Regions from separate parts of the Homo sapiens genome. Here region 2 is linked to region 1. Evidence: chromatin loops called from intact Hi-C (ENCODE). Cell type or tissue: Caco-2. All regions are shown on one strand.

What was found. Hi-C counts contacts between places; a loop is a spot of excess contacts. Peaks named below come from ENCODE experiments on the same cell type or tissue, not always from the same donor. Only the 100,000 strongest peaks of a DNase experiment are listed, where the experiment ranks them.
Region 2: it touches region 1 in a loop (3-fold over the local background); 15 of 110 quality-filtered maps call a loop at or near these places.

Annotation. Positions count from the first base shown.
Region 1 is chr6:10,506,981-10,514,980 of GRCh38, forward strand. It overlaps LOC101928146 (a long non-coding RNA gene), which reads right to left. Exons shown (of 3, transcript XR_001743961.2): 2 at 3,363-3,660; 3 at 1,680-2,323. It also overlaps the pseudogene LOC100422564. Among named protein-coding and RNA genes, the nearest start is that of GCNT2, 10 kb to the right of the region's middle. In Caco-2, CTCF peaks have their summits at 3,694 and 3,893; a DNase peak (open chromatin) is centred at 3,741.
Region 2 is chr6:10,563,526-10,571,525 of GRCh38, forward strand. All of the region lies in intron 3 of GCNT2 (glucosaminyl (N-acetyl) transferase 2 (I blood group)), which reads left to right. Among named protein-coding and RNA genes, the nearest start is that of GCNT2, 46 kb to the left of the region's middle. RefSeq lists an enhancer at 1,195-1,756. In Caco-2, no CTCF peak of the experiment used is centred here; DNase peaks (open chromatin) are centred at 3,876 and 4,311.

The sequences.
Region 1 (8,000 bases):
TTCAACGTCCCATTAATGGGTTATACTCAATATCCAGCTACTCAATTTCATATATTTTATATGATGTTATTAAATAATAACAGCTCTTATTATTAAGTGCCTGTTATGTGCCAGGTAGCATCATACACTGTTTTTGTTTGTTTTGCTCTTTAGAGAGCAGATCTTGCTATGTTGCCCAGGCTGGAGTACAGTGGCTATTCACAGGCTGGATCACAATGCACTGCAGCCTTGAACTCCTGGGCTCCAGTAATTCTCCCGCCTCAGCCTCCCCAGTAGCTGGTACTACAGGTGCATGTCATCATGCCCTGCTATTACAAGTCATTATACAAACCTCATAAAGTTTTGTTAGCTGCATTTTACTTCTTTTGGAAGGTAGCTTATTCGTCCAAGGTTGCCCCACAGGGGACATTTAGCAGTGCGTGGAGACGTTTTTGGTTGTCACAGTGGGAGGGGGAGGATGCTACTAGCATCTAGTGGGTAGACGCCACGTATGCTGCTAAACGTGCAACAATGAACAGGACAGGCCCCACCACAGACAATTATCTGGTCTAAAATATTGATAGTGCCAAGGGTGAGCAACCCTGCTTTAAATGATGATGACATAGTATGTGTGAAAACCCTCTACAAATCCATACTGCTATTTTTACCATTTTACAAGTAGATTTTTCTAGTATGACAGCTATTCCTGGCAATGTTAGCCAGCACTAGGCCCTCAGCTCATGTTTGTTGGGTAGACCAGTGCATGTCAAAGATGATTAGCAAACATTATGCTAAGTGAAATTAGCCAGTCACAAAAAGAAAAATATTGCATGATTTCACGAACATGGGGTATTTAAAGTAATCAAACTCATGAAAACAAAAAGCAGAATGTGGTTGCCAGGAGTTGGGGGGAGAGGAAATGGAGAGTTGTTCTTTGATGGGTATGAAGTTTCAACTTTGCAAAGGTGAGAAAGTTCTAGACATCTGTCATACAACAATATGCAATATAGTTAACACTATATTGCACACTCAAAGGTGGTTCAGATGGTAAATTTTATGGTAGGTGTTATTTACACAATTTTTAAAACTTTAGGTGGGCGCGGTGGCTCATGCCTGTAATCCCAGCGCTTTGGGAGGCCGAGGCAGGAGGATCACTTGAGGTCAGGAGTTTGAGACCAGCCTGGCCAACATGATGAAACCCCATCTCTACTAAAAATACAAGCAATTAGCTGGGCATCGTGGCACATGTCTGTAATCCCAACTACTCGGGAGGCTGAGGCAGGAGAATTGTTTGAACCCAGGAGGCAGAGGTTGCAGTGAGCTGATAATTGCACCACAGCACTCCAGCCTGGGCAACAGAGCTAGACTCCGTCTCAAAAAGCAAAACAAACAAACAAAAAAACCTGTTTTAGCAAGTCTTCAACATTAGTGATTAGGGGTAGAATTTGAAGTTTCCAGGTTACTGTGGCAGTGTGTACACCTGATTAAACACTACTCTTCCAGCTAATTTGACAGAAATGCAACAATATATTAAATATGGAAGGAGAGGGGCAGGTGATGGGAGAGAGAAGTTGTGAAAAGCCCCACAATGTGTCCTCATCCTGGAGACACTGAGTATGTGCTTGAAAATAGGCTGGTTCCATCGTGTAATGGTTAGAACTCTGGACTCTGAAAATAGGCTGATGTATTGGACTAACCTGTAATTGTGAGAAATAATTTATTTGCAGAAGATAAAAGACTTAGAGGACATTTATAAATATAAATGTTATTAGAATTAGGTGACCTTCAAAGGAGTACTGAATACGCCTGTTGGTTTTGGTCACAAAGTTTCCCAAATCATTTTTGTTTTGCTTCGATTATATTTACCTAATCCTGATAAGTTTCACCCGAATGAATAAATGTTATCGCTCTGAGCTTCAAAGTGCAAATATTTTACCAGCCTCATTGAAAAGCACAAATATTATCTTTAGCATAGATTGGTTTCTCAGGGTAGAAAACTGCATATAAGAACAAATCTCATGAAGTTAAGGTTATCTCATTCCCTATTTAATTTGTCCTTTAGTTGAATAGTGAGTTAGAGCTAGAGACATGCTTATAAAATTTTGTTTTCTGATGTCTTCTCTGTAGGACAAATGGAAGGAAAGATTTTTGGAAGCAGCTTCTTGTGTCCGACCCGCTGTGATCAGCTGCTACTCCCAGGTCTGGGGTTAGATGGCTTTGTGACTTTCCTTCTCTGGATGGCATTTTGCTTTCCTCTGTAAAATGGTGTGATGAATGAGATGACCTCTAAGCCTCTTTCCATGTCTGTCACTGGACTGTCCTCTTATGTAGCCATTTAAGTTTTCTAATTAAAAAAAAAAAATTTAAAATTTGATGCTCAGTTAAGTTACATCAAAATAATTAAAATGAAACTACAGGTTGAGTATCCCATATCCAAAACGCTTGGGACCAGAAGTGTTCTGAATTTCAAGTTTTTTCTAGGTTGGAAAATTTGCATATACATAATGAGATGTCTTGGGGATGGGACCCAAGTCTGAACATGAAATTCATTTATATTTCATATACACCTTATGCACATAGCCTGGAGATAATTTTATACACTATTTTAAATAATTGTGTCCAAGAAGCAAAGTTTTGGCTGCTGTTCGACTGAGACCCATCACATGAAGTCAGGTGTGGAATTTTCCACTGATGGTGCCACATTAACTCTCAAAAAGTTTTGGATTTTGGAGCATTTCAGATCTCAGATTTTCAGACTAGGGATGCCGAACCTCTATGTAATTTTGCTTTGAATGTGTCTGGGACACTGGGGAAATTTTGATTTTTAAGATTCATCTCTAATTCTGAAAATAACCTGGTTGGGTGCAGTGGCTCACGCCTGTAATCCCATCATTTTGGGAGGCTGAGTTGGGCAGATCTCCTGAGGTCAGAAGTTCGAGACCAGCCTGGCCAACATGGTGAAACCCTGTCTCTACTAAAAGTGCAAAAATTAGCTATGCATGGTGGCACACACCTGTAGTCCCAGCTACTTGGGAGGCTGAGGCAAGAAAATCGCTTGAGCCTGGGAGGCAGAAGTTGCAGTGAGCCAAGATCGCGCCACTGCACTCCAGCCTGGGTGACAGAGGGAGACTTCGTCTCTAAATAAATAAATAAAATCTAAGTGATGGCACGTCACCCCGGGGCATCTTTCCACTTTCACATTCTCTCCTGGCTGCTTTACCTGCCCTGCCAGCACAGTCCAGAGGGCCCCCACTAGCATTCCACATGCCAGGCCTTGCTTAGATGGAAGGCCTTTTCTTCCATCTAATCTAACCTGTCTCTTGTCCCATTTTTCCAGAACCTCTATTGGATGGCATTTTCTAGAACCTCTATTGGTTACTTACGGCATAATGAGATATATAGAGGTTATTGCTAGGTCATCCTTCTTGACTCAAATCTCATTTAAGCAATTAGCTTCCTTATGAAACTTCATAAGGGTCATTGTGGATCCCTTGGCTGGCTGATGGGGCTGAGATCTTGGGATAGGCAGGTTTTTCCTTGCGCCTCGAATGCCACGTTGAATACTCCTCATGTCTTTGGAGACATGTCCTTCCCTTCGAGCTGCTCCCAGTCAGGTGAGGAATAAAATGCTATGATGGCGTGAAAATTCTCCCTTGGTCTCATCCATAGATTTGCAATCACCTAAAAAAAAAAAAGGAAGAGTGTGCCAAGCCACCCCATATAGAGCCACTGTGTGGCAGCACTGCCTCTCGCCAAAGCTTGGGCCACTCGGTGTCAGGCAAAGTGCAGTGGGGTGAGTTTCCAGTTCACTGGCGGTACAGGTAGCCCCTAGAAGCGATCGTGTGCAGTGAGAATAGCTAGCATTTCAGAGTGTTCACTATGCGTGAATACTGCTCAGAGTGCATTCTACTTATTAACACATCAACTCACAAAACAGCCCTACTGGTATTATCTTTATTTTACTGACAAAGAAATTAAGACAGATAGGAAAAGTGATTTGCCCAACGTCACACAACTAGGAACTAGCAAAGCCAGGATCTAGACCCACGCAAACCTCTCTTTGAAGCTCATGCTTTGCTACCAAATATCGTGTCATTCTGGCATTCACGAGGAAATCTTGAAAATAAAGCAAAAAGTTGTAAAATGGTATCAAGTCCACAATCGCTGTCTTGATGTAGTGCAAGCACAGTGGTATACAAGGGACATCCGTAGATACAGAGGAGAGGGTCAGCAAACCTTCTCTGGTAAAGGCCAGATGGAAAACATTTTAAGCTTCGGTGGTCAGATGTGGCAACAACTTAGCCCTGCCATTGTAACGTGAAAGCAGCCATAGGCCCTGTGTAAACAAATGAGGACGGCTGTGTTCCAATAAAATTGTATTTATGGACACCGAAATTTGAATTTCATATAATTTTCATGTGTCACAAAACATTTTTCTTCTTTGGATTTTCTCCCAACCATTTTAAAATATAAAACCATTCTAGCTGAGAGATTGTCTAAAAACATGCAGCGAGCCAGACTGGACCCCCCCAGCTGTGGTTTTGCTGATCTCTGGTATAGAGGAAAGAAGGGTGGCTAAACTTAATTCGGTGAGTGCCTACCATAAGCAAGGTGTTGAAAGTGCAGTGACCAGCAGACCGAAATAGTTCTCCATGGGACATTATGTTGAGTGAAATAAGCCAGGCACAGAGAGACAAATATTGCATGATCTCACTCATGTGGAATCCACATAGAAGTAGAGAATAGAACAGTGGTTACCAGAGAATGGGAAGGGAAAGGAGCAGGGGGGTGATGAGAGATGGATCAACAGGTGCCAAGCTATAGATAGAGAGGAAGAATAAGCTCTGGAGTTCTACTGCATAGGAGGAGGATTACAGTTAATAATAATGCATTGTATATTTCAAAATACCTGGAAGAGCAGTTTTTGAATGTTCTGATAACAAACAATAAATGTCTAAGGTGATGGATATGCTAATTACCATGATTTGATCATTACACAATGTATACATGTATTGGAACATCATGCTGCATCCCATAAATACGTATAATTACCACCTGTAAATCATACATTTAAAAATAAAATATTAACTTTTTGTTTTAAAAATAAATAGTCCTCCATGGACTAGTGGTAGAGCAAACAAACAAGCAATTGTAGGAGTACAAGGTTTTATTAGGGCAGGTGAAGGGCTTCTAACCCAGACTTGGAAGAGCAAGGAAGGGTCACCAGGGAAGCAGTGTCACATAGGGACCTGAAAGATGAGTAGGAACTCAAGACAAGGCAGGGGGAGAGAATATTCCAGGTAGATGGCCTATGCAGTGAGAAGAGATAAGCTTGAGGCTAGGCACAGTGGCTCATGCCTATAATCCCTTTGGGGGGTCAAGGAAGGAGGGTCCCTTGAGCCCAGGGGTTCAAGACCAGCCTGGGCAACATAGTGATACCCCGTCTCTACAAAAAAACGATTTTTATTTTTTTATTTTATTTTATTTTTTTTGAGACGGAGTTTCACTCTTGTTGCCCAGGCTGGAGTGCAATGGTGTGATCTTGGCTCACTGCAACTTCCACCTCCCGAGTTCAAGCGATTCTCCTGCCTCAGCCTCCCTAGTAGCTGGGATTACAGGCATGTGCCATCATGCCCAGCTAATTTTGTATTTTTGGTAGAGATGGTGTTTCTCCATGTTGGTCAGGCTGGTATCGAACTCCCAATCTCAGGTGATCTGCCTGCCTCGGCCTCCCAAAGTGCTGGGATTACAGGCATGAGCCACCTCGCCCGGCCCCAAAAAAAATTTTTTTAAGGCTGGGTGAGGTGGCTCACTCCTGTAATCCCAGCACTTTGGGAGGCCTAGGCGGGTGGATCACCTGAGGTCAGGAGTTCAAGACCAGCCTGGCCAACATGGTGAAACCACTTCTCTACTAAAAATACAAAAATTATCTGGGCGTGGTGGTGGGTGCATGTAATCCCAGCTACTTGGGAGGCTGAGGCAGGAGAATTGCTTGAACCTGGGAAGCAGAGGTTGCAGTGAGCTGAGATCGCACCATTGCACTTCAGCCTGAGCAACAAGAGTGAAACTCTGTCTCAAAAAAAAAGAAACAAAATCTTATGTTTAATTAGGCAAGCAATGTGGCTGGCACCTGTAGTCCCAGCTACTCAGGAGACTGAGGCAGGAGGATGGGTTGAGTCCAGGAAGTTGATGTGGCAGTGATTGCACTCCAGCCTGGGCACAGACCCAGACCCCAACTCTAAGATAAGAAGAAGAAGAGTTAGGTTTGAAAACCCCAGGCTGCCATTAACTCATTACTGGATATCAGGCAAGCTAGCATATCTTTGGGCGTAATTTCTTCATGTGCAAAGTGGATATAATGTCAATGCTTACCTCTCAGGCCATCAGTGAGAAAATGGAGACAAAATGTGATAGAATAGTCGTTATGGGTCATTGTCAGTGTTCTTTATTTGTAACTGAATCAATTGGTGAGAATAATCTGCAAGATTCCTTTCAATCCTGAAATACTATAAATTCTTGATCTTTATTTTTAAGTAAAGAGACCCCACTATCGAGGAGTTCTGGGTGCTGTCCACGTAAATGGTGACCTACTTCAGGACAACTGTGATTGCCTGAAGTTGAAGAAATATAGTGTCCCTTGCATTCAAAGGTGACATCAGTGATGGTGATGGTGGCTCTGCATGGGAAAAAGAGGTGCCAAATGAACACACATTCCACCTGTACTCCACATGGGAAAAACACCCTGAGCTGGCAGCTGTGGCCGATTTGCTAGGGTCTTAATTTGTGGTTGACCTAGACAGAGGTGCCCAACTGTGCCTGGCTTTTGTGAAGTGGTCAGCTGGCCCCACTGGCTCATGTTCAAAGAGTCACCTGATTTTTTAAATAGAAGAGCTACCGACTTGTGGTTGATCCTCCTTCTTTTAAGTAAATGGTCATATTGCACTTCTTGCTGCAAATAAGTTGCTAGAGCACATTTCTCAAGTCTGGGCAGGGACCTGCAGACTGACTTCAGCAATGGCATAAAATCAGGTGAATGATGAATCCAGAAAAGACCATAGGAAAAATAAAGGTAGAGGCATTTGGGTTGGTCCTAGGGCTTATGGCCACGTCCATAACTCTTTTATTCCTGTATAGTAACTATTAGGTCCCGCAAAAATATCTTCCATGGGGGAAGATCTCAAACTCTTCAGTCCTTGCAGAAGTGTGTGGCATGATTGTGACAGGCAAGAAAATGTTCTTGGATGAAAATATACCAGTGACGCCATTGAGAAATAATAACCTGCCAGCGATACTTGATCCGAAATCACTGCATAATGGAACCTGTGTCCAAAGACGAAGCCGAGTTCCCTTTGGCCTATGTCATGGTCATCCGCAAAGACTGATACATTTGAAAGACTCTTGAGGGCCATCTACACTCCCCAAAACATCTACTGTGTTCATGTGGATCAGAAGGCCCCAGTCACTTTCAAAGACGCTGTAAGAAAGCTACTGAGCTGCTTCACAAACGTCTCTGTGGCTTCTGAGAGGGAGTCTCTGTTCTACACAGGGATCTCCAGGCTCCAGGCTGACCTGCACTGCCTGAAAGACCTTGTGGCCTCTGAGGTTCCCTGGAAGTACGTCATCAACACCTGTGGGCAAGAATTCCCCTGAAAACCAACAGGGAAATACGTTCAGTATCTGAGGTTACGGAAAAGGAAAAATATCACCCCCGGGGTGCCGCCTCCTCCTCATATTATCAGAAGGACCAAATACATGCACTTGGAGCAGAGATAGCTTGTTTTCCTTCATGCTGTGGACTTGCATGAGAAAAATGCCTCCTCCCCACCATCTGACAATTTACTTTGGCTCTGCCTATGTGGCCCTTACAAGGGAATTTGCTAATTTTGTTCTTCAAAACCTAAGGGCCATTGATTTACTTGAGTGGTCAAAAGATACTGACTCTCCTGATGAGCATTTCTGGGTGACACTCAGTAGGATTCCAGGTATGTGGAACTTGATTTCCAATCTACATAAAGTCTAAA
Region 2 (8,000 bases), 57 kb after region 1:
GAGGTCAAGAGTTCGAGACCACCCTGGCCAACATGGTGAAATGCCTTCTCTACTAAAAATACAAAAATTAGCCTGGCGTGGTGGCAGGACCCTGTAATCCCAGCTACTTGGGAGGCTGAGGCAGGAGAATCGCTTGAACCCAGGAGGCGGAGCTTGCAGTGAGCCGAGATTGTACCACTATGTTCCAGCCTGGGTGACAGAGTGAGACTCCATCTCAAAAAAAGAAAAAAGAAAAAAAAAAAAAAAAAAAAAATATATATATATATATATATATATATATATATGACTTGTCCAAAGACAAATATTGCATATGCTTAACAAGAAATCAAAATAAAAAGAAACATCCAAGGGAAGGAGGTAGCACATGTTATCCGCTTATTTTAAATTGAACCCAGTTTAATGAATTCTTCATTGAATGATTGCAATTACTGCGAATATTCTGAAGATGAAACTTAGCTAATTCTAAGTCTTATTCAGCTTGCGGAATGGTTATATAATTAGACCCACTCAAAAACTTTCTCTTTCATCCTGATATTCAGCCCATTTTCCTGGAGATTTTGGCTTTTTCATGTGAGCAGAGGTGCAGGAAAGATGAAGGCAATTAATGTTTACTGAACATGTGCCTATGGGTTTAGAGTATCTCAGTTGAATCTCCACAAGAATCCCATCCAGTGGGTACTTAAATCCACATTTTGCAAATATGAAGACGGGACCAGAGGGGCTGAGTAATGTGCCCTGTTCCAAAAGCAGGAAGCAGAGTAGAGAATGTGTGTGGCGGGCCCCTCAAATTCTACATGCTCTGAACTAAACTCAGACTCTCCCCTTTGCAAGTCTCTGAATTTGACACCATTCTCTGTTAGCTCAGACCTGCGGGCTGGTCTCCCTTAGCTCTCCCTACCCTCATCCCTGCTGATCTGGCTCTTCCTGGAGTGTAGAAGTCAAGGGCTCAGGCTCCAGAGTCAGAGAGAACCAGGTTGGACTCCTGGCTCCTCCATCACCAGCCATGTATCCCCCGACATCTGTCAACCTTGGTCTTAGCATTGCAATATGGCACAGATGGCAGAAGCCTGGACCCTGCAGCCAGATGGCCTGAATGTGAATCCCGGCTCTGTCACTTAGAAGTTGTGTGACCTCGGACAAAGTACCTGACTTTTGTGTCTCAGTGACTTCATCTGTAAAATGGGACAATAATAATAGATATCAAATATGTAAGGTCTAAATGAGTTATTGTTATTGTATTTTCATCTATAAGATGGATATTCATTTAATAAATATTTATGGAGCAACCAGACACTTTGCTGGGTACTGAGAAATAGTAGTGAATGAGACACATAAGGCCCCTACCTCATGGAGGATACATTTTAGAAGGAAGAGACAGCCAATAAATAGTAGAGAGAGAGAAGCCAGATCATTAGAGTTGATGAGAAATGCTATGAGGGAAATACACAGGGAGCAACCTACTGTAGATGAAATGGGACAGGAAGGCTTCTTGGCAATGGTAGCACATGAACTGCCTCCCAAAATGAGAGTGAGCCAGCCACGCACTTGTGAAAGAGGTCCCAGGCAGAGGGAATAGGGATCGCAAAGGTCGTGGGTGAGCCTGGTGTCTGCAGAGCCAGAAAAGCAGCCCGTGTGGCCATAGCCGAGCGAACGAGGATGAGAGCTGGACTGAGCATGAGGCAGGCAGTGCATGAACCACACAGGCCCTTGCAGGAGGCCAGAGAAAAACAGATCTGACAGTGCCCTGCTTGTGGGCAAGTGCTGGGCACAGAATAAACACTCAGCAAAATGGATCTTGCCACAGGCCTGTTTTCTGTGGAGTCCTAATTAGGGAAAAGGAGTCAAGCTGGTGGGATCAAGGGAAAGCAGAGGGAAAGCAGATAAGCTGCAAGTCCGCCTTTCTTCATGGTCCAGGACACAACCTCCTGAGCCAATAATTCACGATTTTCCCACGACCAGCTATCACCAGACACCTGCAGATTAGCTCCCCGCAACCTTGGCATTGTCAGTACTGCACAAAGCTCTCTTCAGCATGAACACTACCCTATAAAATCTCCAGCAAGGCTTTGTTTCTTTGCAGTCAGCTTCTGCTGGCCTGCCCGTTGCCTTTTCGCAATGTATCTTCCTACTTTCTTGAAGAAATCTACCTTTCTCTACCTACAACAGTCTTGGTAAATTCTTCCTGGTAAATTCTTTTCCCCCCACACCACCGGCCAAGATAGTATCGCTCCCCCGTGACACGTTCCACTTCTGGCGCCGTCGTCTACCCTTCTTCTTTCTCTTAAAGTTGTATAATTTCTTCCTAACTAGTTTCCCTGTTCCGTGCTTTAATCCATCCTCCACAGTGACAGGATGGCCTTTGTAACATGCACCCATGATCATGCGATCACATCCCTCTCCTCCTTAGAAGCTGTGTATGGATTCCCTTCCCCTACGGTGTATGGATAGCATCCCAGCACCTTCACCAAACACAGAGAGCTCCTCGAGATCTGGCCCCCTTGGCCTTTCCAGTGACTTCTCTAGCTGCGCCCTTCCCCAGATAACTTGCGGATCCCTGTTCTGCCACTCCCAGCCTTCCTGCCCTGACGCATGCAGTCCCTCTCCCGGGAGGCTCCCGGATGCTCTTCCTCCCTATCCTGCATCTGATTGATGTGTGCTTTTTTTTTTTTTTAATTCAGCTTAGAGTCACACTCTGTAAAATTCTTTTCCTGATTCTCACTCATCTGGACTCCCGTACAACGTTGTACTATTATTGGTCTTTTTATTTTTAATCTTTAAAAAAATTTTTAGGAGACAAGGCCTGGCTCTGTGACCCAGGCTGGAGTGCAGTGATACCATCATGGCTCACTGAAGCCTTGACCTCCTAGGCTCAGGCAGTTCTCCTGCCTCTGCCTCCCGAGTAGTTGGGACTTTAGGTGCCACCATGCCCAGCTAATTTTTAAAATCTTTATAGAGATAGAATTTCACTGTGTTGCCTAAGCTGATCTTGAACTCCTGGCCTCAAGTGATCCTCCTGCCTTGGCCTCCCAAAGCGTTGGGATTATAGGCATGAGCCACTGCGCCCAACCATATCAGTTTTGCAGTGCTGTGTTGTATATTCCTAGTGACCTTTTAGAATAGGCTTCAAGGGCAGCAGCTGCACGGGCCTATTTCTGTTTACACTTAGCATACCTCGGGCACATGAGCAGTACTCAAGATGATGGAGTCCCAACTTATATTTGTTTAACCTACACAGACTTAATTAAATGCATGCACACATGTACGCTTGTGCACGCACACGTTTTATATGGGTTTAAATGGTGTTGGCCATGCTACTCTGCCCTTCATTTTACCCAATGAGTGGGGTCCAGAGTAAGCCAAGGAGTCTGCTCATTCTCTTGATGGAGTTTGCTTCCCAAGGCTCACTAATGTTAAAGGACTGTATATGTCTATCTCATAACATAGCTCGTCTGCTCAAACGAACTTCTTCATCTAGTGCTCATTAGAAGAAACAACCATCTGGACCAAGATTAAAGAGAAGGCTAGACTTATGCCTATAATCCCAGCACTTTGGGAGGCCAAGGCAGGAGGATCACTTGAGCCCAAGAGTTCAAGATAAGCCTGGGCAACATAGTGAGACCACATCTCAACAAAAAAATAATAAAATGAAATTGGCCAAGTCTGGTGACACACACCTGTATTCCCAGCTACTCAGGAGGCTAAGGTGGAAAGATCACTTGGCCCCAGGAGTTGGAGACCAGCCTGGGCAACACAGTGACTCATCTCTACAAAATATACAAAAATCAGCTGGGCATGGTGGCACATGTCTGTGGTACCAGCTACTTGGGAGGCTGAGGTGGGAGGGTCACTTGAGCCCCAGAGATGAAGGCTGCAATGAGCTAGGATGGCGCCACTGCATTCCAGCCCTGGCAACAGAGCAAGATGCTATCTCAAAGAAAAAGAAAAAAGATGAAAGGGAAGACTGACCATGTTGGAATGTGGTGCATTCCTAAGGGATATCTCTAGAGGAATATTAACTTTTAGGCCTTTTTCCCTTTACTCATTGACTCTGCAACCTCACCTCTGTGTAAGATGTATAGCTACTGTACATATTTCTTGGATGTATTGAACAGCTAATAATTGCCAGAGCCAGGGCACAAATTGATCTCTTCTTACTTCTAATCCAGTCCTCTGTCTCCTGTCCACAATGCAATGTATAGAATCGATCTTTTCTGGAAGTTGTTACTGAGAAAGGCAGATAGGGTTAAAAGTGCTAGCAAGAGAATTATCAAAGACGGAAGCCAGCAAAATTTATCATGGAGTTTTGACTTTGCCCTCGAACTCTCAGCCGAAACCTCAAGATAATGAAAAGGTGATCACTTTGCCAATGATAAATGGATTTTATAATCCCTCACTGAGAAAGTTGAATGTAAATGAAGAGCTCTGTTCTTTTCATCTTCTTGCTTACTGACTATTGAAATGAGACTTAGCTATCGGTGGAATTTTGGAGCTACTATTCTCAGTGAAATTCAGAATTCGAGAAATGTTTTCAGGAAACATCCTCCTCAGTTCTTGCCTCAGTTTACTTCGTGGCTCTTGCAGTTCTTTCCCCCTTTGTGATCTCATTTACATCTGCAGTTTCTCACCACCACCTCAGTACTGACCATTCACTTCCCTGTAGTGAGCTCCCAGGCCTTCTGCCACATCTCCTTGTTTTTTGGATATCTCTTCTCGAAGCTTCCACGAGTGCCTGCTGACATCTCCCTACTCCCCACACACCCAGCTTTCCACTCACAGTCTCTGTGGTATGGCCATCCTTCAAGTCAGCCAACTTCCCCACTTCTGGTACCCCAGGATCCAGCCAGCACATTCCATACGTTTTGTCTGTGAGAGTTTTCTAGCAAGTTCTACCCTTCCTGTTTTCATCATTACTGTTCTTAACTCTGGCCCATCACACCTGTCAAGCAGACTATTGTCGGACCCACTCCAAGTGGTCTCTCTGGCCCGAGTCTCCCTCTTCAAACCATTCTAACACTCTTAACATATTTTGCTTCTTAAGACATAGCTCTAAGAAAAACGTTTTCTCAATTCCAAAAGCTTCAGTGAGTGTCAACAACTTATTGAATTATTCAGTATAGACATCTCAACATGGCAGGTTGGATGTCAAAATCTCCCTGTTGGAGATCCCCTCAGTATTACCTGTGTTACCCCACCGTCAACTCCCATTGCTGCCTTCCCTGAAAGGAACCCTTCAGAAAAATTACCATGCCTGTAATCCTGCCATAGGTCCTTTTCTTCATGTCACCCTCTCTGTTTGTGCCATTGCCTTCCATCTCTCCATTTAAATAATGGCCTTGTTTAATGGTATGTCATTCAATGGTAACACATCATGTCATTGGTGTGTCATTTAGGAAGCTTTTTCTGGTCTTATTTTTTCCCAATTTTATACCTTTATAAACCTCTGTTGTAATGCTTTTATGTCATTCTAGAATCTCTGCATTATCATTATTAATGTGAATATCGTATTACCGCGACTAGACTATAATGTCTTTGAGGTCTTTTGTATTTTTGGCAGTCCAGCATAGTGAGCATTCAGTGGGCTGACAGGAAATATTTATTGAATTGAGTCAAATGGAAATAATTTTAGGATGTTGGTGCCCCTCAGCACTGCTGCCTAGTCAACTTCAAATCATTACCACTTGCATCACCCCCTGCCACCCACTCCCCCCGCCACACACACACACACACACACACACACACACACACACACCCCCTAGGTAATTTTGCCAAATCCTGAAGGGTCAACTTCAAACAGTATCTTTCAGCCATGTTTTCTGAGACAGGGTCTCACTCCATCTACCAGGCTGGATTGCAGTGTGTGATCTTGGCTCACCGCAGCCTCAAACTCCTGGGCTCAAGCTGTTCTCCCACCTCAGCCTCCCAAGTAGCTGGGATTATAAGCATGAGCCACTGCACCTGGCCCATGTTCAATTTTTCTTTGACGTTTCCTAAATGCTCCTCTGTTCTTGGGCAACAGCAATGAGACAGTTCTCTTCCACTCAGTTTTTCCAAAGCATCCTGCTTATTTTGGGAATGCTTCTCATGCTGAGCCCAGCCTGGGGGCAGCATCTGCTCCAGACAGGCTGTTCTTCAACCCAAGGTCCAACCACCATCATAGTGGACCATTTGCAGTCTCAGCTATGCCCTAAGCAAAAATATGTTAACTGCTCTTCTAACTAACCATTTCTCAGTGTAGTTTTTCCATGCTAGGACTACTCATAAACCTGTCTTTCTCTTACCCTCTGAGCTCATATGGATTTCTTCCTTCCTTCCTTCCTTCCTTTCTCTTTCTTTCTCTTTCTTTCTTTCTTTCTCTTTCTTTTTCTTTCTTTCCTTCCTTCCTTTTTCCTTCCTTCCTTTCTCTCTCTCTTCCTTCCTTCCTTCTTCCTTCCTTCCTTCCTTTCTTTCTCTCTTTCTTTCTTCCTGACAGAGTTGCACTCTGTCACCCAGGCTGGAGTGCATGGCGTGATCACGGCTCACAGCAGCCTCAACCTACCAGGCTCATGCGTTCCTCCCATGCACCACCATGCCCAGCTAATTTTGTAATTTTTGTAGATATGGGGTTTTGCCATGTTACTCAGGCTGGTCTTGAACTCCTGGACTCAAGTGATTCACCTGTCTCAGCCTCCCAAAGTGTCGGGATTACAGGCATTAGCCACGGCACCCAGCATGTGGCATTCTTTCTTAAGTGCTTCTAGACAAAGCAATAAGTGGCAGAAGGCTTTCCCCAAATCCATTTACCTTGTGTCTCCTTTTGACACCACATTTCTGGAGAATGGATGGATGGGAGTTGGGCTTTCGAAACTTTGCCCTTCAGCTCTGTACTTTTGTGAAATGTATTCTCCCATAATCTTCCTCCTCAGCCAGGTTTAAAAGATCAGAACTTAACTGTGAAAATATTGGAGGATACAACTTCAGTCTTTCCCGAGTAAGCTGGAGATACTCATGTCATACTGATAAATTTAGCTTCGTGCTACCATCAGCCCTCTCTTCTGGACATTTCCTGGTTCATTTTCTTTCTAGCCATCTCCTTCCTTAGACCCAATCTTCACATAACTCTTCCTTCACTGAAAATCTAATTCTGCACTTGGTCCAAGTCTGAGCTCCTCCTTCAAGCTCTTTGGGGGGCCTACTGAAAAAGGCCCTCCTGCCTTAGAGTCCAAATCCCCTCTTGTGTCCTATGTGAAAACTACTGTCCCCAAGACCCTGAAGTCCTTGCTATGTTTTGGGCCATGTCCTAGAGAGGCTGAACTTGTCTCTGTCTGGTTTCTTCTCTCCCAGGATTTTGGTCTGTTGGAGTTAACCGGCTTCCTCCCCACTTCTAAGCCTTGTAGATTTATCTCTGGTCCATTATCCTACCACTTTATGGACTTTCTTTGTCAGGTACTCAGTCTAAACCAAGCCTCTCAGGTACAGTTTTCCCATAAAAACAGCCTCCTCTTTATTCTATGCTGAATCTAAAATAATGACAGCGTTTAGAACCACAAGCGGCCTTAGAGAACATCCTCTAATCCTAGTTATACAAATTTGGAGATTGTGAGCCAGAGAGATCAAGTGGCTGGCTGATTGTCCTGCTCCTTAAAATGAGTTTACATTTTTTAGCCTCACTGCCTATTTCTTATAAAGCTTAGAATGAGCATTCCATCCCTACAATCCCATATGTTTCTATTAATCCCACCCCATACGGAAAGAAGATCTCTCAAGTTACACGTGGTATAGAGGGAAGGGAGTTTAGAAACTGTAATGCTATAGTAGAAATTATGATGATGATCATGATAATTATTATTATTATTATTTTTTGAGACAGAGTCCCGCTCTTGTTACCCAGGCTGGATGGAGTGCAATGGTGCAATCTCAGCTCACTGCAACCTCCGCCTCCCAGGTTCAAGCAATTCTCCCTGCCTCAGCCTCCCGAGTAACTAGGATTACAGGCGCCTACCAATATGCCCGGCAAATTTTTG